2 separate regions of the Homo sapiens genome follow, and region 1 is linked to region 2. The links are chromatin loops, found by intact Hi-C in ENCODE. Cell type or tissue: OCI-LY7. All regions are shown on one strand. Links, peaks and the distances in the headings refer to the core of each region. The heading gives the core; the rest is flanking DNA. Region 1 has its middle 52 kb from the start of LINC01087. Region 2 has its middle 9.0 kb from the start of LINC03124.

Region 1 (10,308 bases), core at 1,475-9,474, 88 kb before region 2:
GTGTTTCATTACCTAGTGTGTTTCATTTACCAGGTTCCACCATGTTGCCGCAGATGACATGATTTCAGTACCTGTGTCTGGCTGAAAAGTGTTTGTTTGTGAATGGATATTGTGGTTTCTGGATCTCATCCTCTGTGGGTGGACAGGTAGGTTGATTCCTTATCCTGGCTATTGCGACTGGTTCCACAGGCAGCATGGGAAGGCAGATGTGTCTTCTGTGTACTGATGACGTATGCTACCAGTGCACACCCAGTGGTAGCGCGGCTCAGTGAAATGGTCGTTGTATTTTTAGTTTTTAGAGGAACCTCCAGGTGGCCTCTGTAGTGTGCGCACTAATTTACCTTGTCAACAGTTGTGGACAAGAGAGCTCTCCTCTCTGGAAATTCACAGCAACATTTGTGGTTTCCCTTCTTTTAAGATATATGAAGTTCTTTGTAATACTCTTTCCTTTGAGAGGGACACGATATCTGAGTCTTGTTCTGATTTTCATTTTTCTTATGATTAGTGATATTAACTACTAGGTGTTAAGTACATTTGTTTTCAGTTTTAGGTGTTCTTTGCAGAAAAGACTCTTTGGTTTCTTTGCCCAATTTTGGTTTGCTAATTACCTTCTCTTTTCTGCTAGTTAGTAGTGTTAGTTACTTACACCTTTTCTAAAAAAAATCTCCTTAGCTGTGTTTTCCCCTATACCTTTCTTATCATCCGTTGGATGTTTGTTTCTTTTCATTCATTGTTTTCATTCTTTCTTTCCCCCAAGCCATATAGTCTGATGAGTCTGATGCAGATTCAGGGGTGTGCAGTGTTGTGGTTTTCCACTACATTGGTTACTGATGAAATAAAGGACATTCACTAGCATACCAATCTATTGTGAGTTTTGCTTGTTTGTTGTTTGTATTTTCTTTCCCCCATATTGTTTTCATTTTCCTTTTTGCAAATTGTAAGCATAGATCCAGGTTGGCCCAGGTATCCACACACCATATACTTTCTTCTCAGAGAGTGATAGTTTCAAGTTTTGGGTATAGGTCTTTCATTCATGTTGAATAGATGATTGTGAATTTCACACAATAAGGACCCTATGTTGTTATTTTGCCTAGGGATATCCAGTTCTCAGAACGCTGTATTGGACAGACTCTCCCTTCTTGTGGTGACGTTTGTGGTTCTTTCTAAACATGTGCTTAGGCTATACCAATTTGAACTTACTCCTAGGCACCTTCATTGTGTCCCCTGGTCTGTGTTTCTCTGCTAAGGCCTATCACAAATCATCTGGGTAACTAAAGCTTTGGGAAGTAATTTAAAGTGGAAGCATGTGATGGCTCCACCGAGTTTGTGTGTGTAGGAATCTGGGTAACTAAAGCTTTGGGAAGTAGGTTAAAGTGGAAGAGTGTGATGGCTCCACCGACTGTGTGTGTAGGAACTGCTTTGGGAGTGCGCGGCACTTCATTGTCCCACAGGACTTTCAGAAATATGTTGTGATCCTATTTGAAAACAAAAATTTCACATGGTCTATGCTTTTACTTTAAGGGCGCAAGGGACCATTTGACATATGGATCAGTGCTGTTGTGATCAAATTACAGGACCTCGTGTCTCTGTTTCAGGCTATAGTGAGGATTTCTTGGTGGAGAGAGTATCCCGATCACCCCTTCCCGCTATATTGAATATCATGCTAGGAGACTGTTAAGCCTAGTCACCCTGCTAAGCTGTAGAACACCAGAATTCTTGCCATTCATCTGAGCGTCACTTTGTAGCTGTTTCCAAGCCTCCCCTCAGCCTCTGGTACCCACTATTGACGTTGCTCCTTTGTGAGATGCATTTCATTAGATTCCATGCGCGTGAGATCGTGCTGTGTTTGTGTTTGTCTTCCTCTGCCTGGCTCATTTCCTTTGACTTAATGTCCTTCAGCTTTCTCCACCTTGCTGGAAGTGACCTGCTGTCCAGAAGTTTGATGGCTGAGGAGTATACCATCGTGCATGCATCTTTCATTTCCTGCATTTCTTCCTCCCTGGATGGACAGGTAGGTTACTTCCATACCCTGGTTATTGTCCGGAGTACTTCATCAAACACGGGAAGGCAAATATCTCCTTAAGTTACAAGGTTCCTTGGCTTTGCTGGTATACCCAATGTTGGGATGGCTACGGGAACTGGTAGTTGTATTGTTGTTTCAGAAACCTCCTGCTGTCTCTCCCAGTGGGTATACAAATTTGCATTCCTACCAATAGTGTGTGAGAGTTTCTCTGTCTGCAAATCTACACTGCCCTTATCTTCAAAAGGTTTTATTGCTGTTCCTGGTCATACTCGTTCTCTGGGGAGTTTGGCAGTATCTGAGTGTGGTTGGGATTTGCATTTAGGGGATGATTACTGATGTGGAGGAACTTCTATTACCCGCGAGTCTGTTGCAGGTTTTTTCAGAAATGCCTATGCCAGTCTTTTGGGCAATTTTAGCATGTGTATTGGTTTTTGTGTTTTTGTCCACTTGGGACCATTAGTTTCTTGAATATATCAGATAAGAAGCCCTTCCAGATCCACAGTTTTCCATAATTTTCTCCCAGTCTGTGGGATGTCTTCTGTTGGGTTCACTGTTTTCTCTCCAGTGTTGAAGCTATGTGAAGCTCTGAAGTTGTCCTTAGTCTCACATGGTCACATTAGCTTTTGTTAGCGGTGATTTCTGTGTCCCTTTGAGAAGAAAAGCAAGATGGCGAAGCCATTGTATGGTCTATGGGTATTTGATTCCTATGTGTTTTCTGTTTGTGGCTTAGGTGCACAGGTTCAAGTTTTCCCACACTAGACATGCACCCTATGTGTTTTCCTTGGAGGTTTTGGTTTCACAATTGCCCTTTAGTGTTCAGTGGATTTTGTGTCGCTTTTTGTGTCTTGTGTAAGGGAAGGGTTTATTTCAGTCCTTTGCATGTGACCCCCCAGTTTCTTCAACCATTGTGCTTTTGGTGTGCTTTTGGGGGAAAAGCAAGAATCCTATGGATTCAGTGTTTATAATTGTGGGCTGATTATTTGGCTCCTTCGTTGTGTCCATTTGGTTATCTTTCTGTGTTCATGCCACTAATGGATGGATTGGGCCACTGTAGGCTTTTTCTTTCGTTTTGTGTGTTTTTTTGTATTTTCTTCCTTTTTTTCTATTTCTATTTCCAAAACTGGGTTTTCTAAAATGATAGCTACTTTTATTGTGATCGAGGGGTGGACGCCTGCAGGTTCATTTCACTACATGGCTATATAGCAGACTTTGTATGCTTGAGGTCCTAGCGTACCCATCACCCAGGCGGTGAACACAGCACCAGTTGGATCATTCTTCCTCCAAGGCTTCCTGTCTCCCTCCTTTTTCTGTCTGGTAGTACCCAGCATCTGTTGATTTCATCTTTACGTTCGTGTGTATTCGGTGTTGAGTTTCTGCCTGTAAGTGAAAACCTGCGGTGTTTGGTCTTCTGCTCTTGCCTGAGTTCGCTTAGCAGAGTGGCCTGCAGTTCTGTCTGTGTTGATGCTGTGGGCATGATTTTGTTTCTGTGTTTGATTTTCCTTGGTGGCTTCTTAGTATTCTGTGGTGTATAGGTATCACATTTAAAAACATCTCATTTTCTGTTGTTGGGCATCTAGGTCAGGTCCACGTCTTTATTCCTGTGAGTAGCACTCCCGTGAACATGCAAATGTCTGTGTCTTTTTGATAGACACATGTATTTTTCCCTTGGGTGGATACACAGGGTTGGATTGCTGGGTCGAAGGGTATCTCTGCTTCCTTTCCCTCTTTGTTGTTGTTGTTGAGAAATCTTGAAACTGCTCTCCACAGTTTGAGACCTAGTTTGCATTACCCCAAGAGTGTAGCTGTGTTTGCTTTTATCTACTGCTACACAAATATGTTTTGTGTTTGGACAAATGGCCATTCTGACTGGTGTGTGATGGCACTGGTACCTCATCTCTGATGATTAGGGATGTTGAGCATTTTCTCCTGTCTGTTGGTCTTTTTTAAGTCTTGTTTTGACTAGTGTGTTTGTGTCATTTGCCCATTTTTTACTTGTGTTATTTTTCTGCTTCTTGATTTAGGTAAGGTCCTCTAGATTCTGGCTTTAGAACTTGGTCAGATGCTTGGTTTGGGAACATTTTCTCCCATCATGTAGGCTGTGTGTTTACTGTGTTGGCAGTTGCTTTGCTGTCCAGCAGGTCTGTAGTTTCTTCGGCCAGACTTGTACTTTTTGTTTTTTCTTGCATTTCTTTTGGGTACTAAATTGTCTAAGTGGTTTGCAAAAGCCTATGTTGAGAAAGGTGTTTGATAGGTTGTCTGTTAGGACTTTTATATTTGAAGTCTTCTATTTCAATCTTTGGTTGATCTTGAGTTAATTTTCCATATGATGAGAAGCAGGGCTGCAGTGTTAATTCTCCTGCACATGGCTAGTCATGTATCTGAGCGCCATTCGTTGCATAGTGAGCCTTTTCTTTATTTCTTATTTCTGTGGTTTTGTCAAAGGTCAGATGGTTGTAGTTCTGCCAGGCTACTTCTGCATTTTCTAACTTGTCTAGGTGAAAGCTAGGTCATTTTTTTCTGTTATGATCTATTTTGATTTCTTGGGTTCAAGAACTGATAAATAAATTTTAGAAACTGAAGAACCCACTTACTTTCTCAAGGTTAGAAACCATCACCATCACCGTATTCTGTGATGTTATGGGCTTTATTGAGTTATATCTTTGCCCTTTTCCTTCAAGTCTCTCCTCTGGATTTATTTTGTGAAATTAGATTCTGAATCCCATTTTGTTGCATAAACTGTGCTTGAGCAAAAAAAAGTTTTTCTTTTTTTTTCTAAAAACATCCTTAGTATACATGGGGTGAAGAACAACAAACCTGTCTCCTCTTTCCACTAGTCACACCATTACACTCCTTTCCAGCCTCTTTGCTGCTACATGTGGCCATTCAAATGAGCCCTGGCTAAGTACATGTGGATAGAAGTTAATGTTCGCTTCTTGCAAGCCTGGCCTGTGATTCTGTGTTGTGATTTAGAACATAAAGAAGAAGTGAGACTTGCTGAATGAGACTCTTGAACGCTTCCTCTGACAAGCTCCAAGGCACACTGGTTGTCTTGCAGTGCTTTGGACAGCTACTCGTTTGTTGGACAATAATTTCCCAACATGGGGACAACCCAGAGCATTTTCCACTTCCATATTCTGCTTCAGTTGCTCATGGTTTTGATCGAAGCTAGACAGTGACTGAACCAGGAGGCTCAGACCCCAGGCCAGCGTGGAGTCCTGTGGTTGAAGACAGGCTGGACCATCAGAGGAAGAAAACAAGTAGCCCTTTTTTCTGGATTTTCACCTTCTCTGTTTTCAGGAAACCTGAAGCCAATTATGTTATGCAGGCATGACTGAAAAGAGATTATTTTGAGTTGTTTTGGTGGCACCAAGAAATGTGCCAATGTGACAGCCAAAAAAGCAGAAAGACCAAGGCATTGAGAGTGGGAGAGCCACTGATGATGCTGGGTCTGGTAGGCTTTTCGAGATCTCTCCCAGCCCCAAAACAGCCAAGCAACTCTGTCCTGGGTTGTGAGTGGGCTCAGCCGCCCCTGTGCACACCCATGCTTGGATTCTGGCACACATGGCACCCACAGGAGGCAGTTCCCCCTTCAGGAGACTGGTTGGCAGGACCCTGTCTCCACACGCAAAGACAGCAGGCAGAACCCACACGTCCTCTAGTTTTCCCAGTGTCACTCGCCCATGGGGGTTCACGATGAGACCCCACGGGTCCAACCTGCAGGCAGAGTTGCCACCCCAGCCTGAGGCAAAGTGGACCTTTTTCTGCCAGAGGGGTCTGCTTTCCCATTGGCCAAAATGGCCTCAAATGACAGGGACAGAACAAGGCACAAGTGTACCCATTAGAGTGTCTGAGCCCGCCTGGTGTCTGCTTCCACACATCTCCTGGGAGGTCCCAGCAGGCACCCAGGCCTGGGCCACAGCTCACCCCACATTCAGAGGTGGGTAGCACAGCTGCCCTATGCAGGCCTCAGGGAGGAAAGGGAGAAAGAGATGACAAAAGCAAGACACAAGAAATGCAGCAAAAGCACACAAACACACACACTGACACTCATCTGGGGCAGGCCATCCTCTCACCCATGACCAGCAGTGCAGGCAGCTGAGAGTTGGGCAGGAGGTGGTGCCACCATCCCCTGAGTTAGGGCCTGGATCCAAGGAAGAACATAGAGTCCCTAGAGTCAAGCGCCACTGACCTCAAGACCTGCAGTTTGCAGGGAGGGGATGCTGTGAGAAGAACTGTTCTAGGTCACAGCGAAATATGTCTGACTTCAAGAAAATATTTGAAACCAAAGTACATTTATTGAAGACTCTCAATGATATAAAAAAGCACAGTTTAGAAAATGTGAAAGCAATCACTGAACATATTCATATATTTTCATCTAAATTTAGTTACAGAGTTTTTCTAAAACTGGGATCAGGCCAGGTATGGTGGCTCAGGCCTGTAATCCTAGCACTTTGGGAGCTTGAGGCAGGAGGATCGCTTGAGGCCAAGAGTGGAGACCAGCCTGGGCAACATGGTGAGACCCCTCATCTCTACCAAAAATACAGAACTTGGCCAGTCATGGTAGCACACTCCTGTAGTCCCAGCTACACAGAAGGCTGAGGTGGGAGAATTGCTTGAGCCTGGGAGGTTGAGGCTGCAGTTAGACAAGACTGCACCACTGCATTCCAGCCTGGGTGACAGCCTGTCTCAAAAAATAATAACAGTAATTCCCGATTTTAATAATTATTCTAGAGTTGTGTAAAAGAATACCCTTAGGAAATGCACACTTTGGGGTAATTATGTCTATAGTTTACACTGAAATCATTAAAAGAGGTATGTAAACAGACAAAGCAAATGGGACAAAATGGAGCAAATTTCTACAAATTTTAGAAATTGGTGAGTCTTGGTTAAGAGAAGGAGGAGGATTCTTGGTACTATTCTTGTGACTTTTGAAATTATATAAAAATTTTAAGTTCCTAAAAACTGGCTGTAGAACTATACGCTCAGAGTGAGCATTTATTTTGTAAAATAGTGATTAAGACCAAATCTTTAATCAGTTAAAAATCTGATCAAATAAAAGTAGTAATATATTACGGTATTTTTGACATCAAATCATTGTAAAGGGGCAATAACTTACAAGTTTGTCTCCAAGCACAGTACATTTTTATGGATTTTTAAAGAATTCACGTTCCCGTAATTCTTACCTTCCTCCACCTAAAGTGACACAGTTTACCAAATAATTTGGAGTAATGGTTAGATTGGGTTAAATTCTCAAGGCTTCCTCTTTAAAAATCATACATTTAATTCGGGTAGGGAATGACTTGGCTTCTTTGTTCCTGTGAAAGAAGTATATAAAAATGCCCCCTTAGTAACTATGCAGTCAGCTTACTATCTCAGCAAAGTCATTGTGAACTTCTTCCCTGTCTCAGGTTGGAAATAGGAACCAATTCAAGGTAGATTAAAGACTTAGGGCCGGGCGCAGTGGCTCATATCTGTAATCCCAACACTTTGGGAGGCCGAGGTGGGTGGATCACGAGGTCAAGAGATCAATACCATCCTGGCCAACATGGCCCGTCTCTACTAAAAATACAAAAATTAGCTGTGCATGGTGGTGGGTGCCTGTAGTCCCAGCTACTCGGGAGGCAGGAGAACCACTTGAACCCGGGCGGCGGAGGTTGCAGTGAGCTGAGATTGCGCCACTGCACTCCAATCTGGTGACAGAGCCAGACTCCGTCTCAAAAAAAGAAAAAAAGACTTAAATGTCAGACCTGAAACTATAAAACTACTAGAAAAACATAGAGAAAACTCTTCAGAACATCGGCTTAGGCAGATAATTTATGGATGAAATCTCAAAAGCACAGGCACCAAAAGCAAAAATAGTTGAGTGGGCTATAACTTCTGCACAGCAAAAGAATCAACACAGTGAAGAGACAGCCCCTGGAGTGGGAGAAAATATTTGCAAATTACTCACCTGACAGGGAACTAATGTGCAGAGTATAGAAGGAACTCAGACTCCTCAAAAGTTAAAAAATCAATGCCATTAAAAATAGGCAAAGGACAGGAATAGAGACATACAAATGGCTAAGATGTATATGAGAAACTGCTCAACTTCATTGATCAGGGAAATGCAAATCAAAACCACAGTGGGATATTATCTCACCTCAGTTAGTATGGGTATTATTAAAAAGACAAAAAATAACAGATGCTGGTGAGAATGAAGAGAAAAGGAAACTCTGCTACACTGTCAGTAGGAATGCAAATCAGTACAAGCATGATGGAAACCAGTATAGAGAATTCGAAAAAAAGAAAAAATAGAACTACTCTATGGTCCAGCAATCTCACTGGGGGGGTATTTATCCAAAGGAAAGAGTTCAGTGTAACAAAGGGGAACTTGCATGCTCGTGTTTATCACAGCATTATTCACAATAGCAAAGACACAGGATCAATCCAAGTATTCATCAACAGATGAGTGGATAAGATGTGCTAAATAGACACAGTAAAATACTATTTGGCATAACAAATAAGGAAATCGTGTCATTTTCAGAAACATTTTCAGAGACAGAAGGACAAATACTACGGGTTCTCACTCACGTGAGAGCTAAAAAAACTTGATCCCATGGAAACAGAGAATACAATGGCAGTACCAGAGGCCAGGAAGACTGGGTATGTGGAAGGGAGAATGAAGAGAAGTTGGTTATTGGGTACAAACCTACATTTAGAAGAAATAGGCTGTAATGTTTGACAGCAGGCTGTGGTGGCTAAGTAATATTATTATGTGTAAATATTCAAAGTAACCAGAATACGCATTTTATGCATGTAACAAGTATTTGTATGTACCTTACAAAGAGGTAAAATATTATGTGTCAATAAGATGGAGAGGTTATGCCCAAGCCTCCAGAGAGGGGCTCCTTGGATCCGCACAGCACATCCTGCATACCTGCATCCACTGCTGCGCTATGCTCCTCGTATCTGAGCCTTCATGCTCTGGTCCCCGAGGCAGGTGGTGCTGACTCAGGTGGCCACACTGTGGACCTGGGTGTTGGTGGCCCAGAGGGTGGGTGCTAGAGGCTTCCTGCCCTTCTTGTTCCACTGGGACCAGACGGAGCCAGGCAGTGACAGGGTACCACCTTCTTGACCGGATCCTGGAACACAGGAGTGTCACCTGGCCCCTCGTCATCCCAACTTAGCACCCAAAGTACCCCCGGGCCGGGGCCATGGCTGGGCTGGAACTCAGGATGGTTAGGATGCAGCTCAAGCCTTGTGGCATCTCTGGGTTCTCTGTCCACTGAGGGTGCCCTGGGATGCAAAGCTGGTGGAAGAGGTTGGCATTTCCCCAGCCTATCCTCACTCATGCCAAGCACCCCAGACTGTCCTTCCTGGTCCATCGCCCTGGTCACATTCCCCAGGGCAGCTCAGGGCTTTGTTCAGGGATTTCCTGTAGTCAGGTGCCTGATAAGTGTTGAGACGTGCAAGGCCACGTGGGCAGATGGGGAGGTGCTCTTTGGTGAGCACCCCCAGCAGGGCAGTCCCCCACCCAGGTGTCTGCCTGCTCCTGCTTGTGTTTGACTGTTAACAGCGCTTCATGCCAGGGCCACCAGCTCCCATCCCTCCTGTCAGGAAGGACACAGACAGCAAGTGCCTGGGTGGTAAGGCATTTGCCAGGTAACACAGGTGGCAAGTGCCAGAGCTGGGATTTGAACCCGGATCATGGCACTCTGTGTGGGGCAATGGAAGGTTTGAGAACGCCCATGTAGGAAGGAAGGGCAGCCTGGCCCCACTGAGCCCAGCTGCTCCCTGTGACCCTGGAGGAAACTATTCAGCCCCCAGCTGGGGAGAGAGTCCAGGAGGCCAGGCTTCCCCTTGCTTCCTGGCTCAGGGGATCACAGAGGGACAAGGAAATTTAGTGTATGTGTCTTCTTTTTGTTTCATTCAAAGTTTAATTTAGTATCAAGCAAGAGGAGCTTTAGTATCAAGCTCCTCTTTTTAGTATCAAGCAAGGTAGCTTAACCCTTCATAAGACTTCAGTTACAAAATAGTACTTTTTTTTTTTTGCACTTGTGATTGGCTTCCCCTCTACTTCTTTTGGTAAGAGTAGGTTGGTGTCCAGGCTCAGAATCCATTTTTCCTCCCACACCAAAGCACCTGTGGTTTGGGTGAAGCAGCCTGGAGCCTGGCTGCATAAAGCTTTGCAGCAGGAGGGTCCCGGTAGGAGGGTCGAGGTGCTACTTGCCCTGGTCCAGCTCAGAGGCCAGCACCAGGGAGGCTCAGTGTCCTGTTCCCAGGATCTGCACATGGGGTTGCCTTTC
Region 2 (10,308 bases), core at 1,294-9,293:
GTGTTACATAATGAGCATGTATTACTTCTGTAATCAGAAGAAGGTGGTATAAACCTCACCTTAATATAATAAAACAAAATTACTGGCCAGGCACAGTGTCTCATGCCTGTAATCCTAGCACTTTGGAAGGCTGAGACTGGTAAATCTCTTGAGCTCAGGAATTTGAGACCAGCCTGAGCTCAGTGAGACAGTGAGACCTCGTCTCTGGAAAAAATACAAAAATTAGCCAGCGATAGTGGTGTACACCTGTAGTCCTAAGTTACCTGGGAAGCTAAGGTGGGAGGGTGGCTTGAGCCCAGGAAGTGGCTGCAGTGAGCTGTGATTGCACCACTGCACTCCAGCCTGGGTGAAAAAGCCAGACCCAGTCTCATACAAAAATAAAAACAAACAAACAAACAAAAAAGTTATTACTTAAGTCTCACATGCTGTCTTGGAGCCATCTTAGTGTTGAGGGATTCAAGAGACTGGAGAGACCAATGGGTGAGACAGGAGGATTTTATTAAAGTGACCACTTGCCCAGTGGATTTGCATCCAAAAGGCTGAGCCCGGAAAAAAGACGGGGCCTGGTTTTTAAGCATGCAGCTGTGCAAAACTTACAGGGCGGGCTTAGCAAGCTTACAGAAGCAGAACAAAGGCAGTTAATCAAACAGTGACAAGTGTATGACTCAAACATGTCTGATGACCTCTGCTGGGCCACCCAGCAGGCTCTCAGCAGATGGTAACTATTTTAGGCTTGCTCAGGCATGTCTTGTGACCTTCTCAGGGTCACACAGATGGAAAACAGGAACTTAAAAAATCCTTATAAACTTACAGAGATAGTTACAAAAATAGTTATGAGAGCAGAACAAAGAAATATTGGCCTGGGAAAGAATCTCAAAGGGGGAAGCTGATAAGAACTTGTTTTTCTCATCCCTGTTCCTGGAGTCCATTCCTTCTGGGCTCTTCCTGGCCTTGTATATAAAGTTATCTTAATTCTAGCACGGCCTTGGAGTGAGTCAGCCTGGAACAGGCAGGAACTTAGGTTTTTCTCTTTTTAATTTCTGCTTTAGTAGGCCAGGGTTCTGATTTTCACTGCTGAGAAAGTAAAGTGTGTTCAGGCTGCCCATGGTTCTGGGCCCCCCCGGGTCTCTGAGGAGGGCTGTCCCCTCCATCACAGAGAATATCAGGACACTAGCTTGTTCTAGTTATACTTACACACTCCTCTCATGTTGTCTATGGAGTGGTGGATGCTGCAGGGAGGGTGACATCCTAGTTAGTCCTAAGAGCCAGACTGCCTGAAGCTCACTATAACAAGTCCTGCCTTGGGGAAGAAGGAAGTGTGTCTCTGTGAACCTCCCACCTGGGCCGAAGGGAGGCCACTCTCTCTGCTGCCTCTCCCCAACCTTGGCCTTCTGTGCTCCTAGTGAACCTCTCACCCCCTGCCTACAGGCCTCGAATCTCAAGACCATGATGACCTCTGGTCACCCCTGAATCCAGAGCTTTCCTTTTACAAAGGGGAAACTGAGACCTGGAGCAGGGCTGATGTTCAGCCAGCGCACAACGGAATGGCCGAATTGGTGGTAAAATACTGAAATAGTTCCAGTGTGGATGGAAAGGGGCTGCTGCCCTAAGCATCTCTACTGCCCACCTCATCCCTTCCTCCAGGACCCTGGGTCAGCACCAGGAGCATCAAAGTGGCCAGGATTGGCCGGAGCCCATGCTAATGGCTCTGCCAGCCCTTCTCCCCACCAGAGAGGGCAGGGGGATTCAGGCCATCTAGAGGTAGCATTGTGACCGTATCTGCAGTAGTCAATCCTTGTGTGCCACGGTCCCTGACTTTGTTAATAAGGGCACCAGCCTACATCCCTCTGGTACTCAGTGATAAGCATCTAAAATCTTCTTAAAGAAAAAATTTAAAAAGCTTTCAAAATATATGACTTAACATATGAGGCTGCATAAACATCTCTAGTAGTTGTCCAACTGGTGCTTCTGGTTCTGCCTCCCCAGAAAGTGGATGACCTGGGCCACCCTCCACCACTGCCCTGTAAGGCCATGGGACACACAGCCCATCAGTTCTCTTCATGTGGTCATCCCCTGTTAGATGGGAGAAAATACACCTGCCTCATTTTTGTACCTTCTGTGTGAACATTCCACGACAGAACTTCACTAAATGTGTGATGAAGAACTGAATGAATGAATGAATATGAGAGAAAATGAATAAATGGCTCAGATCCTGGGCTGGAAGTCTGTGTATGAGGATGGTGGGTAAAGGAGGGTCTGTTTTTCTTGCCTTTAAGTCATTACTTCTCATTTTGGGGCAGGAGCACAGGCTTTGAATGCAGACCGACTGGACTTTAATTCTGGCTTTACTAGTTGTGATTGTGTGATCTTGTACATGTTACTTAAACCCTCTGTGCCTGTTTCTTTATCTGTAAAATGGAGATAATAAGATGTCAAAGGACTGTGGTAAGAATTAAATGCTTTAAACAAATCTCAGTTTGTATTAAGTCCTCAATAGATTGGGTTTAGCATCATGAGTGCATGTGTTTCTGGAGCAATGCTCATCTTGGGCTGGTACCTACACAGAGAAAGACTCTGGCCTCTTCTCATCCACATGTATCTGTCTTATGCCTGGTTCCCATTCCCAGGTCCTTGGAAGATCCATATTGCTGAAACAGTGAAGGGTGATAGGCACCTCAGGACAACTAAGTTGCTCCCCAAACATCTTCCCCCTCCCAAACGCCCCTGTGGTCTTTAGCATTTAACAGGAATCTCTCGACACTCTCAAGGGATGATCCTCTCATGGAAGACCAGTAGGGAGGAGGCTGCGGGAAAGGTCAGGCACTGTGCACTTCCCTGACAGCTGCATATGGTTCTGTTTCCAAGCCCACGGGTCACTACAAATAAGGCAAGTTATATGACATAATAATGTGATTCTTTGGTGCCTCAGTCCACACGGCACGTTAATACTCCTAGAGTGGATTGCATGGTGGTCTATCAAAAGATATGTCTACCTGGAATGTGTGAATGTGCCTTTATTTGGAAAACAATCTGCAGATGTAATTAAATCCAGCACCTTGAGATGATTAGGATGGGCCCTAAATCCAATGACAAGTATCCTTATAAGAAAAGCGGCAGGTAGGGCACAGTGGCTCACACATATAATCCCACCACTGAGGGAGGTAAGGTGGTGAGAGGATCACTTGAACTCCAGGCTTTCAAGACCTGCCTGGGCAACATGGTGAGACCCTGTCTCTCCAAAATGTATATAAAATATAATAGCCAGGCACGATGGCACCCGCCTGTAGTCCCAGCTACCAGCTACTCAGGAGGCTGAAGTGAGAGGGTAGCTTGAATCTGGGAGGTTGAGGCTTCAGTAAGCTGTGTTCATGACACTGCTCTCCAGCCTGGGGGGCCTCTCCAACCTGCACTAGAAGAGCTGGGCCCTGGCTCTGGGCACCATGCAGCCTCTGAGGTGAGGCTGAGCGCCAGTTTCTGCCCTCCTGCAGCTAGAGACCAACACCCTGACTTAGGCGTCGTGGAGGCTTCTGGCCCAAGGGTCCGCGCTGCTGGTGGAGCTGGCAGGGTCGGAGTTTGCCACAGCTGCTGCTGCGCGCCTTGTGCAGGTTACCACTGCAGCTGAATCTACAGCAGAGGCAGGCAGGGCTGGTCCCAGACAGCCTGGGGGTCGCTGAGTGGACGGTCCTTTCACCCTAGAGTCAGCTCTTTCTTGTAGGCGCCCAGATCAGGGTGTGCAGGCGCTGGGCACAGGGCAGCCGCCAGGAAATGGCTGAGCTGCCGGTTCCCGCCCTCCTGCAGCTGGGGCCGGACCACCTGAATTAGCCGCTGGGCGGCCTCTGGCCCTGGAGTCCGCCTGGCTGGTGTAAAAGCATGGTCTGGAGTTGCCATCAAGTCTGCTCCGCGCGCCATGTGCAGGTGGCTGCTGCAGCTGAGCCCATGACAGAGGCTGGCAAGGCGTTTCCGAGGCAGCCTCAGGGTCATTGAGTGGAGCACTATCCCACCCTAGGGTCCGCTCTTCCTTTGCCTGAGCCCAGAGTTCGGGTCGCGGGCACTGGGAACTGTGCAGCCAAGGAGACTGGGCCGAGGGCAAAGGTTTCTGCCCTGCTGCAGCTGCGGGGCTGACTGCCTGAATTAGGCGCTGAGGCGGCCTTGTCCCCCGTGTCAGGGCTCTGGTGCAGGCAAAGTGCCGGGTTGCTCTGCTGCTGTCGCGCCCTTGTACAGGTGGCAGCTGCAGCTGAGCTCTCAGTAGAAGCCGGCAGGGTTGGTCCCAGAAAGCCTGAGGATCGCGGTGTGCACCACCCTCTCAGCCTAGGGTGGACTCTTCCTTGGCCCGCGCCCAGAGCTCGGGGTTTCGGGCGCTGGGCCCTGTGCAGCTGCCCAGAATAGGCTGTGCGGCTGGTTCCCGCCCTGGCAAGGCATCCAGCTATGGAATCTGCACTGCTGTTGGGGGCAGGTAAGGTCGGAGGAGGGGGGTGTGGTTTCCACCATTGCTAACGGGCGCCACCTGGCGATGGTAGCTGCAGCTGAGAGCATGGCAGAGGCTGGCAGGGCTGGTCCCAGACACCCTGAGGGTCGCTGAGTGCACCGCCCTACCCCCTAGGGTCTGCTGTTCCTTAGACTGCTCCCAGGACGTGGTGTGCGAGCGCTAGACACAGAGCAGCCTCCAGGATGGGGCTGAGCGGCCGATTCCCGCCTTGCTGCAGCTACAGTCTGAATTAGGCTCCACCGCAGTATCTGGCCCTAGGGTTCGTGCTACTGGTGGCATGGACAGAGATGGGGGCTGCCACAGCTGCTATGGGGCTGAGCAGCCGATTCCCGCCCTCTTGCAGCTATGGGACCGACCACCTGACTTAAGTGCCTTGGAGGCGTCCGGCCCTGGGGTCTTTGCTGCTGGTGTCTGAGGGCAGGGGCAGGGCTGCCACTGCTACTGCCCTGTGCCATGCGCAGGCGCCAGCTGCAGCTGAGCCCAAGGCAGATGCTGGCAGGGCTGGTGTGAGGCTGCCCAGGGGTGGGTGAGTGCACCTCCCTTCCACCCTAGGGTCCGTTATTCCTAGACCAGCGCCCAGATTGCGGGGTCGTGGGCGTTGGACACTGTGCAGCCATGAGGATCTGGTTGAGCGCAGATTCCTGCCCTCCTGCGGCTGAGAGGCCAACCTCCTAACATGCGCTGCAGTGACCTCTGGCTCTGGGGTCCGCGTTCTTGCTGGAGCTGGCAGAGACCAGAGCTGCCACCAATGCTGCTTCCAGGAGTGTGCATGTGGCAGCTGCCGCTGATCCCGCGGCGGAGGATGGCAGGGCTTGTTCCAGAAGGCTTGAGGGTCCGCGAGTGCACCGCCCTCCCACCCTAAGGTCTAGTCTTCCTTGCCCGCGCCCAGAGAGTGGGATTACGGGCGCTGAGCACAGTGCAGGCGCTGGGATGGGGCTGAGCTGCAGGTTTCCCCCCTCTGGCTGCTGGGGGGCCGACCGCCTGAGTTAGGGGACGCGGCGGCTTTTGGTCATGGGGTCTGCACTGCCGGTGGCTTGCACAGGGTCGGGGGCTGCCACAGCTGCTATAGTTCACCGTGTGCACTTGGCAGCCGCCCCTGAGCCCACCGCTGAGGCCGCAGGGCTGGTCCTGTCCCAGACGGCCTGAGGGTCACTTGCCCGCGCCCAGAGCACCGGGTGGCGGGAGCTGGGCACTGTGCAGCCTCCGGGAATCCGCTGAAGGGCGCGTTGCAGCTCTCCTGCAGCTGTGGGCCGACTGCCTGACTTTGGCCACTAGGTGGCCTCTGGCGCTAGGGTTTCCGGGCCGCTGGTGTCGGCGGGCGGAGTCCGGGTTTGCCACCGCTGCCCACAGGCTCACCATGGCCTGAGTAAATGCTCGCACTGCTCATACATCCATTTTTAAAAATTGGGTTGAACATGAGAACATAATCATTCATATTTTATCCATTTGCATGTATTCGATAACATCCTTTCCCTGTTCTTGTCTCTGCTTTGCAGCCTTTTTCTTCAAAGAATGAATGTTTCCATGTTTTATACCCACAGAATTTCTGGTTTTTCCCGTTGGAGCCCAAGGAGCAAGGGCAGAATGAGGAACATGATGTTCCTTACAAACAGTTACTCATGAGGCTGCAGCACAGAAACTGCAATAAATGTCAGTTACAAAGTGTCCATGTGCATTTTAAATTGATGGTTATTAAAATCCTTCTTTATCTATAGGGGATCTAAAAAATTAAACAATTCGTAATTTAAACACAGTTGCCAGGTAGCCTGAGTCAAAAATCAGGAGAGGCTCCATGGTCTGAAGTCTCCTAGTGCTCACCTTGGTGAGGGTCTAGTTGCCTAATGGGTTGGTGTAATGAAGTCATTCTAACACAAGCAAAACACGACTCCCTTAGTTATTCAAAAAATCAGGAAATAGAAAAAAATAAATGAGAATAAAATATTGACAGGAGAGAAAAATGAAGAGTTAATTGGCGATTTGAAGGAGGTGAAATGGACAAAAAGTAAATTTAGCAATTAGAATTTAAAGTCAGTAGATAATTAAGTCGAATAATTTATTCTTATGTCCATGTATTTTGGTTTTAAAGTTTTGATTAATACTCACTCAACACTAATTTCTAACAAATTAGAATATTATCACATTGTCTATTTTTACCAGTGAGCTTGTAATAAAGATCCACTAGTAATCTTAGTACACCAAAAGAAGCCCATAGAATAAACTAATTTTTAAAGAGTCACATTTTATTCAATGCCTATTTGTACATGTTACTAGCAATAAACTCTTTTATCTTTAATTTTGAGAAGTTTTACAAATACAGCAAAGCAGAATGACTAATAGAGCCGGTAACCAGGACACAGATTTGGAAAAATAGGTCTAATTGGTTGTTACACTGTGTTTATATCATACATTTCGCTTATTTTTATCAAAGAAAAATCAGAATTTATAAAATGTTAATTAAAAGGAAAACATTCTGAGTAAATTTAGTCCCGTGTTTCTTCCTCCAAATCTCTTTGTTCTACACTAACAGGTCAGGATAAGTATGGATGGGGAGGCTGGAAAAAGGGCATCCTTCCCCATGCGGTCCCCAGAGCCACCCTCTCCAAGCAGGACTTGGGGAACATCCTTCTCCATCTGGGACCTGAAGGATGTCCTTCTCCACCCAGGACTTGGGAGGTGTCTTATCCACCCAGGACTTGAGGGGGATCCTATTCCATTCAGGAGTGGGGGAAATTCTTCTTCATCTGGACTTGGGGGGCATCCTTCTCCATTTAGGACTTGGGGGGCATCTTTCTTCATCCAGGACTGGGGGGTTATCCTTCTCCATCCAGGACTGGGGGTTGTCTTTCTCCATCCAAGACTGGGGGGTTATCCTTCTCCATTCAGGACTTGGGGGACATCCTTTCCCATCCAGTAACTAGGGGGCATCCTTCTCCATCCAGGACTGAGGGGGATATCCTTCTCCATCTAGGACTGGGGGGCATCCTTCTCCATCCAGTATTGGGGGTCATCCTCCTCCATCCAGGACCTGAGGGGTGTCCTTTTCTGCGCTTCCTTGGATGGCAGGCTTTCCTATGCAGTCATTCAGAAAGTCAGGCTGACACATGTTGTCGTCTTGAACTCTGGAATCTCATCTCTATTCTAGGTGAATCCCTTCATGTTTATAGTGATTTACCATTAAATCACTGTGCCGTTTTTTCCTAAAATATATGGGGCGTGTTTTTTGTTCTGACTTCTGTTAGTCCTTTGGTCCCTAGCTCCAGTTTTTTTGTAATTTCTTTTGCAACCTAATATGGGTCCCATTTAGTAAGTATTACATATATTAGAAAATGTATATTCAGCATTTGTTGTGATTTTAAAATATTTTATAAACACATAACATCTTTGTCTATTTCCCATTTAAATTCAGAAGTATGAGTTCCAGCATCCCTCTCTAGACCTGCTCTTCCTGTTAGTTTCTTTGTACGTCCTGGAGGCGAGGCCAGCGTTGGACTTGACGTTGCTTCACCTACTCGGTTCTATTGTCCCTCCATGTGCAGTGTCTATCCTGTTGTTTATTATTTCTTCCTTAAATTTTATTTGAACTAAAATTAATTTTGTGGTAGCAGCTTGCTTTCTGTGAATATTTACTTAAAATTTTTATTCCCATTATTTTTCTTTCTTTAATTTGAAAGTGCTGCTTTGTTATTAACAATTTTGTATTTTAATATATGAGGTTAATCCCTCTAGGTTTGGTAGGAAAAAGTGATATATTTGAACTTATTTCTATCACTTGATTTTGGATTTTGTATCCCAAAACCTTATCCTCAATTCTCTTTTCCTTTTTTCAGATTTCTTTTCTTTTCTTTTTTTTGGGGAGCGGGGGGATGGAGTTTTGATCTTGTTGCCTAGGCTGGAGTGCAACGGGGTGATCTCGGCTCACCACAACCTCTGCCTCTCAGGTTCAAGCGATTCTTCTGCCATAGCCTCCAAGTAGCTGGGATTACAAGCATGTGCCGCCACACCTGGCTAATTTTGTATTTTTAGTACAGACAGAGTTTCTCGAACTCCCGATCTCAGGTGATCCACCCACCTTGGTCTCCCAAAGTGCTGGGATTACAGGCATGAGCCACCGCGCCTGGACTTCCAGATTTATTTTCAATCAACATTTCATTTTCCACTTCCTTCCTATGCTGGCTTTTAGGTTTTCCAGACTATTTACCTTTAGTGTCAAAAATTCTTTTGGGAACTTTTGAGTTGTCAACCAATATTGTAAGCATATTGGATATTGCTGTTTTTCTCCCAGTGCTCTGGTTATAATCTCTTCTATTAATACCTTGTAGTGTTATTGTTGGAGTTATTTTTTTCTATTAATTTCTGAGATATAAGAATTAGAATTGTCAAATTGTGGATTTATGCATTTATCCTTTTAATTCAATAACTTTTGCTTTGTGTATTTTGTTATTTTTCTTAGGTGCATACATGCTTATGATTATTAGGTTTTCTAAGCAAATCGACTCATTAGCATAAAACGTCCTTCTTTATCCCTGTTGATGCTTGTCTTTCTTGTAGTCTGTCTTATCTGCCATTAATACACTGGCTGCAGTTTTTGATAACAGAGATTTGCATGGTGTATATTAGTCCATCTTTTCAGTTTGAATCTATTTGTATCTTTACCTCATAAGTGTATTTCTTTTTAAAAGCTGATATTGAGGTTTCCTTTTTACCTACTTTGACAGTCTCTGTTCTGCCTTCCTGGTCTTCTTCTGGATTATTGTAGTTTTCATTTGTTTGTTTGTTTGTTTGTTTTATGGGGTTTTCTTTTTTTTTAGTATGGATTTTGTATCTTGTTTTTTTTTAACTATGACTCTTTGTTTCATTTATTTATTTTTAGTGAGTTCTTTAGAAATTAAAATAAAAATACTTAAAGTATATTAAATATCATAACACTGTATATAAAATATAAAAACCTTACCTTACCCTCCTCCCTCCTCTGATCTTTTGTGCCATGTTGTCATAGATTTTTCTTCTGCACATGTTGTAATTCCTGGAGGATGTCATTAAAATAGCAATTTCCCCTCCACATGTTTACTATTTTTGGCACACTTTCATCTTTTCTGAGAACTAGAATTTCCAATTGTTATCATTTTTCTTCAACCTGAGCAGCTTTCTTTTGCATTTATTGTGGTTTGGGTGTGATGGCAACACATTCTCTCAGACTTTCTTTAATTGAAAATGTACTTTTCTCAACTTCAGTTCTGAGGGCGGCTTCAGCAAGTTCAGAATTCTAGGGACACCTTTGACTTTGAACAGCATGAAGTCTCTGCTCAGCAGTGCTGTAGGCACCATCTAACATATTGTTATATCTAGTTGTGTCAAATCTGTCATCGGCCATAGAACGCTTTGACAGGTGCTTCTTGTTGCTTCAGTTCTAAGTATTTCATAGTTTTCAGAGATATGGAGAAGCAGCAGTGCTAGTAACAGTACCAGTAAAACCAGGATAAGCCCTAAAATAATTAAGAAGCCATCGCATGCACACACGTGAACGTTTGACTTCAGCTAAAATGCTTTCAAGTGTACTATTTTATCTTTACACAAGGTTATAATACAAATTAAAGATTTAAAAATATTTTCACTTTATATATGTGAAAACTGCAGCTCAAAGAATTTAAAAGACATGATTGAAATCCCATAACTAGGTAAACATGGTCAAATCTGGAGCCCTCATGTCTCGGTCCCCCCACGCCCTGTTACAGAGAGTGCGAGGCTTCACCAGGAAGCTCTTTCGGCTCAAGGATTAGCTCTGGGGAAGTGCTGCAGGCAGGCCTGCTTTGCATCCTTTTTCC

What was found. A loop is a pair of places that touch in the nucleus more often than their neighbours do. Peaks named below come from ENCODE experiments on the same cell type or tissue, not always from the same donor. Only the 100,000 strongest peaks of a DNase experiment are listed, where the experiment ranks them.
Region 1: a loop joins it to region 2, with 5 times the contacts of the local background. A loop is called at or near these places in 2 of 110 quality-filtered maps.

The regions. Positions count from the first base shown.
Region 1 is chr2:131,580,119-131,590,426 of GRCh38, forward strand. No RefSeq gene overlaps it. Among named protein-coding and RNA genes, the nearest start is that of LINC01087, 52 kb to the right of the region's middle. RefSeq lists an enhancer at 8,190-8,339. In OCI-LY7, for the core only: no CTCF peak of the experiment used is centred there; DNase peaks (open chromatin) are centred at 4,443, 4,983, 6,081 and 8,313; H3K4me3 peaks cover 4,000 bases; H3K27ac peaks cover 6,065 bases.
Region 2 is chr2:131,668,370-131,678,677 of GRCh38, forward strand. No RefSeq gene overlaps it. Among named protein-coding and RNA genes, the nearest start is that of LINC03124, 9.0 kb to the right of the region's middle. RefSeq lists a cis regulatory region at 527-834 and enhancers at 627-806, 4,004-4,642, 4,168-4,467, 4,643-5,282, 5,283-5,920. In OCI-LY7, for the core only: CTCF peaks have their summits at 4,479 (motif pointing left), 4,683, 5,783 (motif pointing right) and 5,992; DNase peaks (open chromatin) are centred at 3,872, 4,232 and 5,762; H3K4me3 peaks cover 2,495 bases; H3K27ac peaks cover 1,367 bases.